Regions from separate parts of the Homo sapiens genome. Here region 1 is linked to region 2. Evidence: read pairs that join two places in POLR2A ChIA-PET (ENCODE). Cell type or tissue: OCI-LY7. All regions are shown on one strand. Region 1 overlaps RECQL5 (RecQ like helicase 5). Region 2 overlaps ITGB4 (integrin subunit beta 4).

Region 1 (2,500 bases), 81 kb after region 2:
ACCTGTAAGTATAGCAAAGGGAAATGGCGTATTGGTTAGGTAGGCAGCTTACAACAAGCTAGGTTAGACTTTTTCTTTCTAAATATTTAAATATTTAAATTATCTTAATACTAGCTTTTTTTCTTTTTTCTTTTTTTTGAGACAGAGTCTCACTCCGTCGCTCAGGCTGGAGTGCAATGGCATGAACTCGGCTCACTGCAACCTCCGCCTCCCGGGTTCAAGCGATTCTTCTGCCTCAGCCTCCTGAGTAACTGGGATTACAGGTGCATGCCACCATGCCCAGCTAATTCTTGTATTTTTAGTAGAAACAGGGTTTCACCATGTTGGCCAGGATGGTCTCGATCTCATGACCTCGTGATCCGCCTGCCTCGGCCTCCCAAAGTGTTGGGGTTACAAGCATGAGCCACTGTGCCCACCTTTTTTTTTTTTTTTTTTTTTAAGAGACAAGGTCTCTCACTGTCACCCAGGCTAAAGTGCAGTAGCATAGTCATGGTTCACAGCAGCCTCTAACTCCTGGCCATAAATAATCTTCCCACCTTGAGTAGCTGGGACCACAGGTGTGTGCCACCACGCCCAGCTAATTTTTTTTTCAGTTTTTGGCAGAGATGGGGTTTCACTATGGTGCCCAGACTGGTCTCATGACTCCTGGGCTCAAGTAATCCTCCTGCCTCAAACTCCCAAACTACTGAGATTACAGGTGTGAGCTACTGCTCCCGGCCTTAATATTGTCTTTTGTGTACATGTTATTTTATGTGGTCAAGATCAGTACTGCCTTGTTTCTTTTGTTAAAGAGATGGGGTCTCTCTGTGTTGCTCAGGCTCAAGTGCAGTGGTGATTCACAGGCGTAATCATAGCACAGTATACCCTCGAACTCCTGGGCTCGAGTGATCCTCCTGCCTCTGCCTCTCAAGTCGCTGGGACCAGAGGCATGTGCCACTGCACCTGGCTTAATCTTCCCTTGTTTTTTGTTTGTTTGTTTTGTAGAGACGAGCTCTTGTTATGTTACCCAGGCTGGTCTCAAACTCCTGAGCTCAAGTGAGCCTCCCACCTTAGGCTCCCAGAGTGCTGGGATTACAGGCGTGAGCCACCGTGTCCAGCCTATAAGTACTTATTTCTAATCTCTGCCAAAATGACAATAAAGGGGCCGGGCGCGATGGCTTACGCCTGTAATCCCAGCACTTTGGGAGGCCGAGGCGGGTGGATCACGAGGTCAGGAGATCAAGACGATCCTGACTAACACGGTGAAACCCCGTCTCTACTAAAAATACAAAAAATTAGCCGGGCGTGGTGGCGGGCGCCTGTAGTCCCAGCTACTTGGGAGGTTGGGGCAGGAGAAGGGCGTGAACCCAGGAGGCAGAGCTTGCAGTGAGCCGAGATCACGCCTCTGCACTCCAGCCTGGGGGACAGAGTGAGACTCTGTCTCAAAAAAAAAAAAAAAAAAGACAATAGAAGGATAAATATACATAAATTCGCAAGGATAATGAAAGTAGGAGAGAAGACAACAGCAGGTAGAAATGACAACACATTGTGCCTAGAAACACAAAAACCCTACTAGAAATCTACTCAATCATAAGAAAATCTGGCAAACTGGTTGAATATAAGAGAAATAGTTTAAAGATCAGTAGCTTTTCTCTAGTCAGATGAGAGCCAAGGAAAAAAAAAATCAGTAGCTTTTCTCCACATTACCATAAATACCTAGAAATAGAAACAAAAAAAAAACTTAATTTACAACAATAAAACTTATAAAATACTTAGGAATAAGTGTTACAAGCTGTTAACACGAGTTTTTTTCAAAAAGCTCCCCAGTAGGCTGGGTGCGGTGGCTCACGCCTGTAATCCCAGCACTTTGGGAGGCTGAGGCGGGCAGATCACCTGAGGTCGGGAGTTTGAGACCAGCCTGACCAACATGGAGAAACCCCGTCTCTACTAAAAAAATGCAAAATTAGCCAGGTGTGGTGGCGCATGCCTGTAATCCCAGCTACTTGGAAGAGGCTGAAGCAGGAGAATGACTTGAACCCACGAGGTGGAGGTTGTGGTGAGCCGAGATCGCGCCATTGCATTCCAGCCTGGGCAACAAGAGTGAAAGTCGGTCTCAAAATAAACCAAAAAAAGCTCCCCAGTTGCTTTGAATATATGGCCAGGGTTGACAACCACTGATTTAGATGAAGAAAACTAAAATCTCACCAAGAGAAAACAAGCTCTGGGGCCAGGAGCAGTGGCTCTTGCCTGTAATCCCAGCACTTTGGGAGGCCAAGGCAGGCAGATCACCTGAGGTTAGGAGTTCAGGACCATCCGGCCCAACATAGTGAAGCCCGTCTCTAACAAAAAAAATACAAAAATTAGCCAAGCATGGTGGCACACACCTGTAGTCCCAGCTACTGGGAAGGCTGAGGTGGGAGAATCACTTGAACCTAGGAGGTTGAGGTTGCGGTAAGCTGAGATCATACCATGGAGTGGAGGACGCACTCCAGCCTGGGCGACAAAGTGAGACCCTGTCTCA
Region 2 (2,500 bases):
CCAGGTAAGCCCTTCCAGCCACCCCGCCCCATGCCAATGGTCAAGAGGGGTGACAGTGCCTCCCCAGACACCAGAATATCCAGGTGGTAGCAGGGTGTAAGCATGGCACACAAGGGCATAGAGGGGGATGGGGGCAGAGGGTTCCCAAAGTTTGCGCCGTGGAACTCTCATCCTGCCGGGTGCTCTGTAAAGGTTCTGTGGTCAGGTTCACTTGGGAAGCACTGAATTCATTCCCCATGCCCCTCTTGCAGGTTAGGCACAGGACTTTATCAAAGCCTCTGAGAAGTCCTGCAGAGAAGAAACTTGTTTCTTTTCTTTTTTTTTTTTTTGAGACAGGGTCTCGCTCTGTTGCCCAGGCTGGAATGCAGTGGCACGATCGCGGCTCACTGCAACCTCTACCTCCCAGGTTCAAGCAATTCTCCTGCCTCAGCCCCCCTAGTAACTGGGATTATAGGCATCCACCTCCATGCCCAGCTAATTTTGTATTTCTAGTAGAGATGGGGTGTCACCATATTGGCCGGGCTTGTCTCCAACTCCTGACCTCAAGTGATCCACCCGCCTTGGCCTCCCAAAGTGCTGGGGTTACAAGTGTGAGCCACTGTAACTTAAATTTAAGAAACTTGTTTCTTAAACCTTCTTTTTTTTTTTCTTTTTGAGTCTCACTCTGTCACCCAGGCTGGAGTGCAGTGGCATAATCATAGCTCACTGTAGCCTCAAACTCCCAGACTCGTGATCCTCCTGCCTCAGCTTTCTGAGTAGCTGGGACTACAGGCACGCGCAGCCGTGCCTAGCTCAAACCTATTTGATCACATAACTCCTTGCCTATGTAATGCACATTAATATCCCACAACACTGGGGGTTACTACGGAGTGTGGTCTGCCGCCTACAATCCCTACTCTGAGCTATGCCATCCTCCACGCTTTCTCTTGTCTGTTCTCCCCAGTGACCGCCAGCTGCGGGCGGGCAGGGCCCTTTCTTCCCTGTTGTGGCTCCCAGGCCTTTTGCACGTGGCTGACCCCAGAGCAGGTGCTCTCAGGGATCTGGCCACTGATGGCTGATGGAGTGGGGGTCCTGGGCGGGCACTAGAGCTGGGGAAGATGTGGGCTCAGCTTGCCTCAGCCCCTTCTGAGGACTGTGCATTTATCACCTGCCTCTCAGCCCCAATTTCTCCATCTGTCATAGGGCATGGTGACCTTGCCCCACTGACCTCATGGGGTGATGGGGGGCGGGGAAATGGAGTCACGTGGACATGCTGTGGCGACAGCACAAAGAGGAACACTGAGCTAAGCAGAGAACGGATGCTGGCAAGGGCTGAGCTGGGGGCTGGGGCTCCAGGATGACTCGGGCTAAGAGCTCATGGGTGTCATCATCATTACTGTCACTCCGGAAGCTGGATGGGGTTGGTGTGGGTCTTGCCAAGGTGGGGGTGGGGGCGATGGTGCATGCTATGGGTCAGTCCCTTCTGAACTTCACTAATTTAAGCTTCAGCTCCACTTTCTGAGGTCAATTCTATGATCTTCATTTTACAGATGAGGGAACTGAGGCATGGAGAGATTAAGTAATTTGCCCAAGGTCACAGAGCTGGGACCAGAATCCAGACAGCTGGACTCTACGGGCTGAAGCCTCTGGCTAGAAAGCTGCAGGAGTGGGGATGGTGGGTGGAGAGGCTGGGGACCCTGGTGGGGGTTGGGGACCCTGAGGAGGACCCTGATGGAGGGTGGAGACCCTGTCAGAGAGGGGACCCTGGTGAGGTGGGGACCCAGGAGGGGGTTGAGGACACTGGGGAGGTGGGGACCGTGGTGGAGGATGGGGACCCTGTTGGGATGGGGACCCTGGGGAGGTGGGGACCCAGGAAGGGGTTGGGGACCCTGGGGAGATGAGAACTCAGGCGGGGACTGGGGACCCTGGTGGAGGGTGGGGGCCCTGTTGGGGTGGGGACCCTGGGATGTGGGGCCTTGGGAGGCACCCTGGGTGCTCACCTTGCAGCAGGCACAGTACTTCCAGCATAGCAGCAGTAGCAGGGCCAGGAGCGGCAGGAGGAGGAGGAGCAGGGGGATGAGCCACCAGAAGGAGCCCGGAGGGCAGTCTGGAGAGGAGGAGGCAGGGGGAGGTGGTGCCTGTCCTCCCCACCGAGCTCTGGCCACACGCCCCCTCCCTGCGCCCGGCCCCACCAGCTCACCCTTCTTCTTGTGCACCAGGACAGTGCTGTTGGGCCCAGGGGCGCCGTCACCTTCCATGGTGTAGCTGTAGGTGCAGTCGTCATCCTCGTCCCGGAAGGAGCAGCGCACCACCACCTCCTCGGCTGTACCCACAGCCAGTCAGCAGGGCACCCCAGCCACACCCCTCCGCCCCAGAGGACCCAGGGTCTGGTGAGGGGGCCCCTACTCTGCGATCTGCCTCACCCACGGCAGGGCCTCCTGGGGAAGAGTGGAAGTCCTTGCAAAGCCGTGCTCTCACCAGGCACAGGAACGGGTGTGGTGGGGGCTCCCCTGCTCAGGAG

The links. ChIA-PET counts read pairs that join two places held together with the same protein. Peaks named below come from ENCODE experiments on the same cell type or tissue, not always from the same donor. Only the 100,000 strongest peaks of a DNase experiment are listed, where the experiment ranks them.
Region 1: POLR2A ChIA-PET joins it to region 2 with 10 read pairs; 17 of 35 experiments call an interaction of 5 or more read pairs at or near these places.

The regions. Positions count from the first base shown.
Region 1 is chr17:75,655,686-75,658,185 of GRCh38, reverse strand. All of the region lies in intron 7 of RECQL5 (RecQ like helicase 5), which reads left to right. It overlaps LOC107985013 (a long non-coding RNA gene), which reads right to left. Exons shown (of 3, transcript XR_001753017.1): 3 at 1-2. Among named protein-coding and RNA genes, the nearest start is that of RECQL5, 10 kb to the left of the region's middle. In OCI-LY7, no CTCF peak of the experiment used is centred here; no DNase peak of the experiment used is centred here.
Region 2 is chr17:75,737,124-75,739,623 of GRCh38, reverse strand. It overlaps ITGB4 (integrin subunit beta 4), which reads right to left. Exons shown (of 40, transcript NM_000213.5): 17 at 2,180-2,302; 18 at 1,980-2,086. Among named protein-coding and RNA genes, the nearest start is that of ITGB4, 17 kb to the right of the region's middle. In OCI-LY7, no CTCF peak of the experiment used is centred here; a DNase peak (open chromatin) is centred at 1,303; H3K4me3 peaks cover 341 bases; H3K27ac peaks cover 1,051 bases.